Linked DNA regions of Homo sapiens: region 1 is linked to region 2. A link is a contact called in ENCODE Hi-C data. All regions are on one chromosome and are shown on one strand. The core of a region is the stretch at or near the end of the contact, and the rest is flanking DNA. Distances in the headings are between cores, read along the strand shown. Region 1 holds the start of ZNF37A (zinc finger protein 37A). Region 2 holds the start of CUL2 (cullin 2).

Region 1 (6,450 bases), core at 1,797-4,296, 3.0 Mb after region 2:
GGTCCCAAGACAGCTGGAGACTCCTGCCCATGCTCTAAAGGGAAGGAGCTAGACTCTCCAGGGAAAAAAGCAGACTCCCAGGAGTGAGAGGTGATGGGGGGCAGAGAGGAGCAGACGGCCACATGGCTCAGCCCCTGCCCAGGAAAGTGAGTCCACAGTTCACTAACTATAATCACCATGAACAAGTAGCCATGAACACTATAGTCAGCAAACACACACACAGACACATAACACGAGTTGGAGGAGCCTGCAGGCTGCAGTGGTGAGGCAAGAGATTAGTTGGATCATCAGGTGGAGGAATGGTGTTAGAGGGGACAGGGAAGGGCATGGCAGGACAAAAAAGTTCTTGGCTTCTCTTCTGGAAAGATTTGTTGCTGAAGTGGCTGTTTTCTTAAGCATCAATATTTGCATCTAAAAGTTCAAGCAGCTGCCTTCAGGTTCCGGAGGCTTCCCACTGGAGGGCTGCACTTCATTCAGCTCTCTGCTTTCTGGAGTTTTGCTGCATTTGCAGTGATGAGGTTCTCCACCTGGGCTTCCTCCTCCCCTGGGGTCCCGGGCTTCTGATTGAAACTCCACTTGCATCTGCAACCTAGGATAAGGAAGATCCCAACGGAGAAGAGGACCACAGCACATACCAACCCCTGAATCCTCAGGGTCTGTTAGTCATAATGAAAATGGTCAATTTCCTTCTCCTACTCAGCTGCACTGGCCATGACAATGAGGGCCAACAGGCTGCATAGGAATATCAGCACCACCTCCATGGTGCCTGCACAGCCAGTCCCCTTCCTGAGATGATCCCAGGAGGATGTGTCGAGTCCCAAGGAGCCTAAGAGTGGCATGTCCCTAGTTTTCAATCTCTTTAGGGATAGGATTATGCAAATTGAAAGAAGAGCAAACAATGTTACTGAAATAATCCATGGCATAATGGAACCTGAATGCATTAAAGAAATAATGGAGGGCAGGAGAGGTGGCTCACATCTGTAATCTCAGCACTTTGGCAGGCTGAGGCGGATGGATCAATTGAGGTCAGGAGTTTGAGACCAGCCTGGTCAATATGGTGAAACCTAGTCTCTACTAAAAACAGGAAAAATTAGCTGGGCGTGGTGGCATGTGCCTGTAATCCCAGCTACTGGGGAGGCTGAGGCAGGAGAATCACTTGAATCTGGGAGGCGGAGGTTGCAGTGACCCGAGGTCTTGGCACTGCACTGCAGCCCAGGTGACAGAATGAGATCCAGTCTAAAAAAAAAAAAAAAAAGAAATAATGGAATATTCACAAGTGTCAAGACTGTTTCTTAAAATGCAAAAGCATTAGGCTGGGTGCAGTGGCTCATGCCTGTAATCCCAGCACTTTGGGAGGCCGAAGCGGGCGGATCACGAGGTCAGGAGTTCGAGACCAGCCTGGCCAACACAGTGAAACCCGATCTCTACTAAAATTACAAAAATTAGCCGGGTGTGGTGGCACAAGCCTGTAGTCCCAGCTACTTGGGACGCTGAGGCAGGAGAGTCGCTTGAACCCAGGAGGCGGAGGTTGCGGTGAGCCGAGATCATGTCACTGCACTCCAGCCTGGGTTACAGAGCCAGACTCCATCTCAAAAAAAAAAAAAAAAAAAAAAAACATTATGAGCAGGAAAATAAATTGTGTCTCGAAGTGATAATCATTGTTGTACTTACCATGACTGTCTTCTGAAATGCATCTCAACCCTTGAATAATTTGATTCTTTTACATGGATGGTACTAAATGCTTTTCCAGCATGGGAACAAGTGGGATTATCATCAGTGGTGGTAAAGAAGGGAATAGAAATGGAGAAAAATGCTTCTTTTTTGGTCAGTGGACATTTATTTTTTATTTTTATTTTAACTTAAACTTCAATAGCTTTTGGAGTACAAGTGGTTTTTGGTTATGGATGAATTATAAAGTGGTGGATTCTGAGATTTTAGTGCACCTGTCACCTGAGTAGTGTACACTGTACCTAATGTATAGTTTTTTTTTTTTCATTTTTGAGATGGAGTTTTGCTCTTGTTGCCCAAGCTGAAGTGCAATGGCGCGATTTCAGCTCACTACAACCTCCACCTCTCGAGTTCAAGGGATTCCCCTGCCTCAGCCTCCCAAATAGCTGGGACTGCAGGTGTGTGCCACCACGCCCAGCTAATTTTGTAGTTTTAGTGGAGACGGGGTTTCACCGTGTTACCTAGGCTGGTCTTGAACTCCTGACTTCGTGATCCACCCGCCTCCGCCTCCCAAAGTGCTGAGACTACAGGCGTGAGCCACCGCGCCTGGCCATGTGTAGTTTTTTTAACCTCCGGCCTCCTTCCTACCAGCCCCTTCTGAGTCTCTAAAGTCCATTATATCACTCTGTATGCCTCTGCGTACTCATAGCTTAGCTCCCACTTATAAGTGAGAACCTACGGTTTTTGGTTTTCCACTCCTGTATTACCTCTGCCTGTGAACTTTAAAAAGTTATCGTGATCAAGAGATCCTGCATACTCCTGAAGAATGGAAAATGCATGTTTGCCATGCAAGATGGTATTACGTGGTTTAACAAATAAAATTTGAAGAGCAATTCCGAGTTATCTTTACGACAGCTTACAGGCTGGTAATGCTCATGTCCAGCGTGTTTTCTCACGGTTAGCGTCCAATGGACCAGAAAGGAGCAAGTGAAGCTCTCCACACTGGCGCAAGTGTAGGTGGTGCTGCGGCAGCGTCGCGGGGCCACAGGAACCGACCTCGTCTGGAGAAATTCCACTCGTGAATTCTGCCAAATGAGGAAGTGTTGAGGACGGCCAAATCATCAGGGGGATGTAATTCATGAGAAAGCTGTGTAATTTAAATACTCATAATTTATTTCAGCTAACGAATAAAACTGCAGTACTGCACTTGCCGCATCTGGGAACTAACTGCCCAATGCGGCTGAAACCTCATGCCCTTTCAAAAGGAGTGGCGCGAGGGCTTGTGGGAAATGTAGTCTGCACTTTCTAAGGGAGCGGCGCGAGGGCTTGTGGGAAATGAAGCGTGCACTTTCTAAGGGAGCGGCGCGAGGACTTGTGGGAGATGTAGTGTGCACTTTTCGGCCCCCGTCGCGGGAGCCGCTTCGGGCCTTCTGGGCATGTCTGCCATATGGCTCCAGGTTTGTTTTTCTCCCCGGCACTCTGACGGGGAGGGCTCCCGGCATCTCCTGGCGTCCGGGTAGAGGACGCGGAGGGTGAGTAAGGGAGGGCAGGGGCGAGGGTGGACTGGGGGTTCCGCGCGGCCTGGGGGTGGGAGAGAGGGAACGCCTTTGCCGCCTGGCCTGGGTCCGAATCCTGCCTCGGTTCTTGTGCTCCCAAAGGGAATGCGCAAGTCCCGCGCCTGTGACAAGTGAGGTTGGATTTTCTCTTCCCTGAGGTGAAGGATGCCCGGAGGCCTCCGCAGGACGGCGCAGAAACGGGCCTTCTGCCCAATAGATGCGCGCTTCTCTCATTCTTTCCCCTCAGAATCTCGCTGTCCTCACAACCACCTGTGGTCGGCGTCGCCGCGGTGTCACTGCGATGCCGAGGCGAATGGGGTGGGGGGAAGCGCCCGCGGGGCGGGGAGGGACCCTGCAGGCGCGGACTCCACACCCAGCCTCTGGCCAGCGTCACTCGGCTTGCTGTGTCCTCGCAGGTCGCAGCTTCATTGCCTGATGTCTTCGGGAAGTATTTTGAAGTCATCGTGGCTGTGGATTGGGGAATTTCTTGTTTCCACTGACCTGTGAGGCCGCGCACGCGGAGGGAGGCACCCCAGGCCCTCCGGCACTGTCCAGCCTCGCCTGTGTCCCCATTAGCACCAGTGGGCATTTTCAGAGGGTCCAGCTCATGGCTCAAGTGACAGGAAGATGTAGGAGCTTTCTGTCTTGAATGAGGATTCGAACCAAAGGGCTTAGGCCCAGCTGTCTTGGAGCAAAGCAGCTGTTGTGGGGTAAGAAGGGAAGGGTGGGGGGCGAGGGCCCAGGGGCCCTCCTAGGAGGACACCCAACCCGTTGGGCTGACACCTCACTAGAGATCTAGAGCACGGGTGGGAGGAGCAGAGGCTCGATTTGTGTCCTTTCCAGACCCCCACAGGCTGGGAGCTTTGTGCCCATTCAGATGTGGGGGCAGAAGAGGGCAAGGCCGAAGGAGCAGACAGCACCGCTTCTTGGGGAGTTGTGAAGGCATCATGCGGAGGGAAGAGCTTAGCAGCCAAGTGGAGGACAGCACCCTCCATGCCTGGATTCGTTACTCGCTCGTTCTAGATGCTGAGCTGCTGGCGCACTGCAGCACAACTAGAGATGTACGGATGCCCCCATCTTGATCTTACAGAATCAGAGGTACAGCCGCGAGAAAGGTCTGTAAGTTATCTATTTACGCTTTATTTAAAAGATGGGATGGGGTGGGGTGGACAGGAAACGAGCTTAACGTGTTAAGTTACTGATGACATTGACACATTTTGTTGTGGCAGAGTCAAGAACAGACAGAGTCGCTTGAGGACTCAGGAGGGTGTTTGCTGCGTTGACAACAGAGTAAGTAAAAATCAGTTTGCTTTTTTAAATCCAAAGATTGTTTTGAGAACCTCAAATCAAGTTAGAGCAAGTTCGTTTTCCTTCCAAAAAAACTGGGCTGGGCTGGGCACGGTGGTTCACGCCAGTAATCCCAGCACTTTGGGAGGCTGAGGGGGGTGGATCAAGAGGTCAGGAGTTCGAGACCAGCCTGGCCAACATGGTGAAACCCCGTCTCTACTAAAAATGCAAAAAATTAGCCGGGTGTGGTGGTGCGCACCTGTAGTCCCAGCGACTTGGGAGGCTGAGGCAGGAGGTTGCGGTGAGTCGAGATCATGCCATCGCACTCCAGCCTGGGCAACAAACAGGGCAGGACTCTGTCTCAAAAAAGCAAACAAACAAACAAAAAAAACTGGGCTGAAAAATACCACATCGCTTTTTTCAAAACCTTGTTGGGATTCTCTGGTTTGTAATAAAGATTAAAACCTGAGTATTTTTGTTTAGCATCAGTTTTAATGAAAGTATTATGTTCCACTCTTTGGCTTTTCCTAACTTGCTTAATTAGTTTAATATATCGGTTTGCATACTCTGTTAGAGTACAGCATAAATTGTTTTTAAGTCAGTAGAAAACAAACGTTTTTACATTTGAAAACTAATGAGTCCAAGCAGTACATAATCATGCCAGAGTCATGCATGGGCGTGTGAGTATCTCCCTTTCAGAGATGTTTTGCCGGCTGCGAAGTGGACCTTTTAAGGCAAGTGACATCACTCATGATCTTTTCTTATTTCTCAGCTACACCCTCACAGTTTGCTCTGCTCTTCCAACACCAGTGGAAGATGATCACATCCCAGGTAAGTTGTTTATTTTTTCACCGTTTTGCTTAAAAGTAATTATTGAGGTTTAAAAAATGTCTATACATTCATATGAAAGTAGAAATAACATCAGGGAAAATATAGAGGAGAGGTCACATTACATTTCATGGGTCAAATGCAGCCTGCCGCATGTTTTTTTATGGTCCACAAACGAAGGATGGTTTTTATATTTTTAGGTGGCTGAGGGAAAAAAAACAAGAATTATATGAAATTCAGATTTCATTATATATAAAGTTTTATTGGGACTCAGCTATACTCATGTATTTATGTGTTGTCTGTTGGTACTTTCATACTATGAGGGCAGAGTTGACTGGTTGCAGCAGAGACTGTAATGGCCCACAAGCCTAAAATATTTACTGTGAGACCCTTTACAGAAAATGTTTGCTGATTTCTGATAAAGAGTTGATGAAGAGTAAAACAAAAATGTCATGTAAGTGAATGCAGATCTTGTGATCTCACAGAGTTGTGAAACTGGAACATAAAACAGTTTGTCAATGGGCTTTATTAGGTGACACTGTGAAACTTCTGATGACAATCTTGCAGTTACATGAAAAAGTAGTACAACGAAGTGAATAATTCATGTGCAGTCCAGGGGAAAACTTAAGCGATATCAAGAGAAAGTATGTGATTAAAAAATTCAAATAGGCCGGGCTAGGTGGCTCATGCCTATAATCCCAACACTTTGGGAGGGCGAGGTGGGTGGATCATGAGGTCAGGAGTCCGAGACCAGCCTGACCAACATGGTGAAACCCCGTCTCTACTAAAAATACAAAAATTAGCTTGGCATGTTGGCGTGCACCTGTAATCCCAGCTAGTCAGGAGGCTGAGGCAGGAGAATCGCTTGAACCCAGGAGGCGGAGGGTGCAGTGAGCCGAGATTGAGATTGCACCACTGCACTCCAGCCTGGGTGACAGAGTGAGACTCTGTCTCAAAAAAAAAAAAAAAAAAAAAAAAAAAAAAATCACATGAATTGTGTAGCATTAGGACTTATGGTTGTTTAAAGAAACAGTCCTGGTAGGCTAGGGTGATCATGGGTTGTTAGGATGTGGCAGGCTTTGTGACAGCCCTAGAGACTGGGCAGAACTGG
Region 2 (6,937 bases), core at 725-3,224:
GCGTGGTGACGTGCGCCTGTAGTGCCAGCTACTCAGGAGGCTGAGGCAGGAGAATTGCTTGAACTGGGAGGTTGCAGTGAGCCCAGATCGTGCCACCGCACTTCAGCCTGGTGACAGAGCGAGACTCCGCCTCAAAAAAAAAAAAAAAAAAAAAAGAAATGTAATGTGTCTTGTTTACCCTTGTAACCTTAATGCCTGCAGCCCTGCTTGACAAATAAACCAGGTGCTTAATAAATATCTGTCAACTGCCAGACAACGCAAAAATGACTTTAAAGAAGGTCCATAACGTTTAATCTAGTGACAAACTGGTGAGGGTAAAAGACATGGATAATCTTCACATTTATAGAACACTGAAAGCCACCAGCAAGGATGGAGAATGAAGAGTATTTCAGATGCAGGAGAACATCCAAATACTCAAAAAGCAATTGAAAAGGAATTTTTCCCACGCTATGTGCATGCACATTGTAGAAATGTTCCCCCAACTCATAAACAGCAATTGAAAAAAACAAGTAATTCAAAACACTGTGGGCTGGGCGCAGTAGCTCAGGCCTGTAATCCCAGCACTTTGGGAGGCCTAAGCAGGCGAATCACCTGAGGTCAGGAGTTCAAGACCAGCCTGGCCAACATGGTGAAACCCCATCTCCACTAAAAATACAAAATTAGCCGGGCATGGTGGCGCATGCCAGTAATCCCAGCTACATGGAAGGCTAAGGCAGAAGAATTGCTTGAACCCGGGAGGCGGAGGTTGCAGTGAGCCGAGATCGCACCACTGCACTCCAGCCTGGGTGACAAGAGCAAAACTCCATCTCAAAACAAAAAAACTGTGTACTTCTCTTATCTCACGCGACTCTTTTGGAAGGATCTTCCAGATACTGTATAAGGGCAAAAGAAGCAAAGTATAGCTCATTTGTTCATGTGTCTGTCTTGAAAAGGAATGTAAGATTCTAAAGGGTAGGCAACAGTGTTTTGAATGTTTTTAAGCGATTATTATGTAGTCAGTTGTCAATCAGATCAAAGTGATTATTTCCGATACTTTACTACGAAGGTAGGCTTGGCCAGGTCTAGTTCAAAGACGTTTATGTTGAACAGTCACAATCTATAGCGAACGTTAATATTTTGCATCTTATCTTCAAAATTTAAACGCCCAGGGTACTGGCCTTCAACTGTTAATATTAATCCATGGGGCAAAGATGTGGACTTAACATTAATAACAGTCTGCAATTCACAGATGTTTTATTTGCATGCACGTAATGGTAGGGAATGGTCCAGACTCTCTAGAGGGTAAGCAAGTGCTAGAAAGCGTGTGAGGATCTTATTTCACCAGACCCTAAGGGTTGAGACAAGAAGTCTAGCATGCACGTAGGATACTCCTCCCCAAAGCTATCAATCTTTGCAGTCTGCGGAAACAAAAGTGAAAACACTCGGGGTAAGGATGCATGAGATGCCCCCCCCCACACACACACACAAACACACAGAGTTGTGTATTCGTGTGAGCACGTAAATATGTAGAAGAATACACGCACTCTCACCTTCCCTCCTTCGAAGGAAAATGGGGCCGCGGGAGAGGCGGCCAAGATCGGGTTGGGGAGGCCCGGGATCCAGTCCAGGGGGTGGCAGGGCTTACGGGTCAGCGCTCTGGGGAGCCGAGGTCACTTACAGGATACCATCTTCCCGGGCCTCCCCCTTTCATCCCTCTCCCCACACCTCGTCGCCCCCAACTCCTCTCCTCCGCCCCAGCCCCGCCACCCATTAACCGGGAAGGGAAGTTTCCCGGCGCCTGCAGCCCGGCTCCCCGACCCTCAGCGGGGTTACCTTCTGCAGAAGCAGGGCAAGGGGCAGGGGACAAGGGGAGGGGGAGGCAGCCCGAAGGAGTGAAAGACGAAGCCCCGGCGAGGAAGGTGGGCGGAGGCGGCGGCGGCGGCGGCTGTCAGCTCGCGTTCCCCTGCTCACAGCGCTGCCATTACTGTGCGCCGAGGCCGCCTCCCCGGCCGGCCGCCGCCACCGGCCCCGGAGACGCGGGGGGTGGGGAGCGAAGCCCGGGGAGCCCGCGCGCCGACACTCACCTGTCTCCGCGAGGAAAGACAGCAAAGTCCAAGGCCGCCGCCGCTCCCCGGCGGGACAGGGGCGGTAGGGAGGGGGGGAAAGGGGAGAAGGACGGGCCGATCACGGGATCCGTAAAACAATCGTCCTCCTCTGCCTCCGGCTTTGCCCAACACACACCCTCCGGTCTCCTTCTTCCGCTGCTGCCAAATCCCCCCCGCCACCCGGAAAGCAATGGTACAGGCCGCGTTACGGCAAGCGCAGGGAGCCAAGCTTCGTGTGATTGCGAAAGGCCACGGAAATTAATATTCCAAGTGATTCCTTGCTGGGCTTGCTGTCAATGAGGCAATTGCGGTTCGCTGAGCTGATGGACACAGTACCCACCCACTACCCGTTAGTTCAGGGACTGCTAATAACAATATGTTGGAATGGTGCTTTCAACAGAAGTATGTTTTCCTTGTTTCAGACCTATGTGAATATCCTAAGACACCACAATCCTCTTGCCACACACTTCCATGGGCTTTGCAAATGATCAAAAATAAATTAGCAAAACTACTTTTCCTCTCTGACAAACTCTTTTTCTTGTTAGTTTTTATCTACAGAGAATTTCTTGGACATACATGTATTTTCGATAAAGAAACTTCACATCTTTTTCACTAATACCCCACCTTCACCAAGCCCCAAGCCTATCAGTTTGAAGGGTTTTCCTCCCTTGGAGTTTTAAACGGTAAAGCTGATAAAAATATAGAATTACTCATCACCTCCTCATATATGCAGGGCCACAGAGGAACAAAAGCCCGGCCTTAGTGCTTTTTGCCTTTCATATCCTCAAGAGCTCACCATCAGGGTCTTGTTCATTTATACGATTCAGCAAGCTTTTCCCTCCCATCCCTTCCTTCCAAACTGCACGAACCCTTCAAGGCCCATTTAAAACCCTGCCTCCAGACCTGATCAGTCCCTAGAGCCTTCCTCCTCTTCTAATCTGCTTCTCTTGGTACTTGAAGTCTCTACTCTTTATTTCAGTAAAGGGTTTTTATATACGAAATTCAATCCAACAGTATGTTTCCATTATGTGACCTTTTTTTCCTCCCATGTTTTCCCCCTTTTAATCTAGTGATTCTCAAAGTGTGGTCCCCAGACCTCTGGAAATCCCTGAGACCTTTACAGAGGTCATAAGGTTAACAACTAGTTTGTTAACAATGCAATATGTCTGGTCCTTTTTTTTTTTGGATACAGAGTCTTGCTCTGTCACCCAGGCTGGAATGCAGTGGCGGCACAATCTCAGCTCACTGCAACCTGCACCTCCCGGGTTCAAGTGATTCTCCTGTCTCAGCTTCCCGAGTAGCTGGTATTACAGAAGCCCGCCACCACACCCGGCTAATTTTTTGTATTTTGTAGAGACAGGGTTTCACCATGTCACCACATTGCCCAGGCTGGTCTTGAACTCCTGAGCTCAGGCAATCCACCCACCTCAGCCTCCCAAAGTGCTAGGATTACAGGCCTGAGCCACCGTGTCAGGCCCCCCCTGCTTTTTGTTTTGTTTTGTTTTTGTTTTTGACACAGGGTCTCCCTCTGTCGCTGAGGCTGGAGTGCAGGAGTGCAGTGGCCTGATCATAGCTCACTGCGGCCTCAAACTCCTGGGCTCAAGCGAGTGTACCATCTCAGTTTCCGAAGCAGCTGTGACTACAGGCGCGTGCGCCACCACACCCAGCTAATTTTTGTATTTTTGGTAGACATGGGGTCTCACTATGTTGCCCAGGCTCCTCTGGAACTCCTGAGCTCAAGCGATCTGCCCACCTCAGCCTCCCAAAAGTTCTGGGATTACAGGAGTGAGCCACCATGCCTGGCCTCCTCTGTCTTTTTGACTGAGTTTGTTTTTGTACTGATGGTGCAAAGGAATACGGACACTATTGATGCCTTAGCAGGGATCAAGACAGTGCCACCAACCTGTCCGGGTGGTCATTGGATCGCTGTATTCTTCACTGCCATACATTCCCAGTTTTTAAGGCTATTGATTTAGGAATATCCTGGATGAAGCGGAAGCATTAATTTTATTAAATTTTGGCCCTTGAATACAAGTCTTTCTAATACTCTGTGTGAAGAAATGGGAAGTACACATGCACTTCTGCATGCCAAAGTGGGATGGCTGTCTTGAAGAAAAGCACTTGTGTGGTTGACTTACAGGCTGAACTACCTGCATTTTTCATGGTGAAACTGCCTTTGCAAAACATGATAGTAAGAGGAATCTGACCTCATTGATTTAATCTTGCTTCTGACCTCCAAGGTGTTCCTGGTCATTCCTGGGCATAGGCCAACTTAATTTGGGGAGGAAGTTAGTTTATGGTTTAACTTGAAAGCTAAGTTCCTCCCTAAAACTACCCCTGCTCTTGCTTAGGGATGAAAAACCACCTTTGGAAGACTAATGAAAAGCAGCAAGAATAGGATTATGGGAGGGGTGTGAACTTTGCTAAAGTGTAGGCATATTTCTATTAATATACTCCCTTACTGCTCAGGGGTCATGTGGCCAGAGGTCACAAGATTTGTGACTTCCCCAGTTGCTCCTATAAATAACATCAGTATTGTACAACTTTAGATTGCTTTTTGAGATATTTTTCAGACTGACCCCACCTGGACTCGTGACTCATGACTCAGAACTGGTCCTATGGCCCCACCCAGAGGCAGGCTCAGCACTCAAGGACTGTTTTCCACACCCCTATGATTCCATCCCCAACCCATCAGCAGAACCCATTCTCTAGTCCCCTGCTCACCAAATTGTCCATAAAAACCCCAACCTCCAACCCAGGGGGAGACTGATTTGAGTGATAACTCCAGTTCTCCTATGTGACTGGCCTTGGGTCAATTAAACACTTTCTCTACTGCAATACCTTGGTCTCGGTGAATTTTGTCTGTGCAGTAGCCAAGAAGAACCCATCTGGCCATTACAATGGAAGGCCATTTTTACTTGAAAGAACAATTGACAGACTTGGTGGCTCATGCCTCCCAGCACTTTGGGAGGCTGAGGTGGGCAGATCTCTTGAGTGTAGGAATTTGAGATCAGCCTGGACAATATAGCAAAACCCCATCTCTACAAAAAATACAAAATTTAGCCAGGCATGGTGGTGTGTGCTGGTAGTCACAGCTTCTTGGGAGGCTGAGGTGGGAGAATCACTTGAACCTGGGAGGCAGATGTTGCAGTGAGCCAAGATCACGCCATACTGCACCCAGCCTGGGCAATAAAGGCAGACCTTCTCTCAAAAAAAAAAAAAAAAAAAAAAGAAAAGAAAAGAAGAAGAAATTACCACTTGTTGAATTTCACTATAGTATCAAAGAAGAATATCCATAATTATCCAAAAAGACTATTTAATTTTCTTTCAAAGGCCTGAGTTTCTTCATATATTTCAACCATAGAGAACCTAGCTATCTTCTATTAAATCAAATATTTAGAGAGTTGCAAAAATACAAAAGCAATCCTTTTCCTCTGATCAAATTTTTTTTATTTTGGAAAATATGGTTATTTTTCATAAAAGCATGCAATTTATGTTAAATGTGTTTGGTTTATTATTTTTAAAATTAATCAGTAATTTAAAAATTTTTATCCTTTAAATTTCTAATACAATAACTATTTATAGATAGATAGTTTCCTGAGGCCTCCCTAGACACTGAGCAGATGCCAGGATCGTGCTTCTTGTACAGCCTGCAGAACCATGAGCCAATTAAACCTCTTTATTTCATCAATTACACAGTCTCAGGTATTTCATTATAACAATACAAGAATGGCATAATACAATAGATATAACCCACATGAACATAAGCTCTTCTAAGTCCTCGATAATTTTTTTTTTTTTTGAGATGGAGTTTCGCTCTTGTTGCCCAGGCTGGAGTGCAATGGTGCGATCTTGGCTCACTGCAACCTCCGCCTCCCAGGTTCAAGCTATTCTCCTGCCTCAGCCTCCCGAGTAGCTGAGATTACAAGCACGTGCCACCACGCCCAGCTAATTTTGTATTTTTAGTAGAGATGGGGTTTCACCATGTTGGTCAGGCTGGTCTTGAACTCCTGACCTCAGGTGATTTGCCCGCCTGGGCCTCCCAAAGTGCTGGGATTACAGGCGGGAGCCACTGCACCCAGCTAGAGTAATTTTTAAGCGTGTAAAGAAACTGAAAAGTTTGAGAACCACTGCTCTAACTCATGAAATTCCTTCACTCTCATCATGTTCCTCTTAACTCTGGTTGGAAATGTGATCGAGCGTGAAGGGTGCCAACCATGAATCACTATAACAGCCCCCTTTATTTCTAAATTCCAGAGATTGCCCCCACCTCTTGACAGTTTACCCAAACTCTACAGTAGGGAAATAATATTCGTAAAATAGTTATTAGCATCCAAGCCCTTAATATCAAAGTGAAATTACTTCTTTTCCAGAAAAAAAAATTCTTTCTGGGTAACCCTTTAAGTTACCACTTTTAGCATTAGTTGGTCCTTACTCCCCAAACAAACCTCAAATCCTAGTTCATCTATGATTGCTTTCCTTGTTTTACTTTTTAGCTAATGCTACATTTTACAAAACTGTGTTTTGGCCTTGTATGTTTATTTAATTCCTTTATAATTGTTTCTGACTTCAAAAGTAATGTTGGCGGGGCACAATGGCTCACACTTGTAATCCCAGCACTTTGGGAGGCTGAGGCTGGTGGATCACTTGAGGTAAGGTGGATCACTTCGAGACCAGCCTGGCCAATATGGTAAAACCTTGTCTCTACTAAAAAAATACAAAAATTAGCTGGGCATAGTGCTGCATGCCTGAAATCCCAGCTACTCAGGAGGCTGAGGCAGGAGAATCACTTGAATTCACAAGGTGGAGATTGCAGTGAACCGAGATCATGCCACTGCACTCCAGCCTGACAA

What was found. A loop is a pair of places that touch in the nucleus more often than their neighbours do. Pooled maps may share reads with other maps.
Region 1: a map of B cell shows a loop between it and region 2 (5-fold over the local background). The contact joins the promoter of ZNF37A here to the promoter of CUL2 in region 2. A Hi-C loop is called at or near these places in 3 of 168 maps with a recorded cell type or tissue (B cell, CD8-positive, alpha-beta T cell and naive thymus-derived CD4-positive, alpha-beta T cell) and 12 of 50 pooled maps.

Annotation. Positions count from the first base shown.
Region 1 is chr10:38,091,291-38,097,740 of GRCh38, forward strand. It overlaps ZNF37A (zinc finger protein 37A), which reads left to right and starts at 3,047. Exons shown (of 8, transcript NM_001324250.3): 1 at 3,047-3,200; 2 at 3,641-3,934; 3 at 4,248-4,339; 4 at 4,454-4,514; 5 at 5,284-5,342. The coding sequence starts at 5,328. It also overlaps the pseudogene FXYD6P2. RefSeq lists an enhancer at 3,001-3,190.
Region 2 is chr10:35,088,367-35,095,303 of GRCh38, forward strand. It overlaps CUL2 (cullin 2), which reads right to left and starts at 1,975. Exons shown (of 21, transcript NM_003591.4): 1 at 1,813-1,975. RefSeq lists silencers at 1,746-1,875, 1,896-2,095, 2,149-2,337 and an enhancer at 2,256-2,395.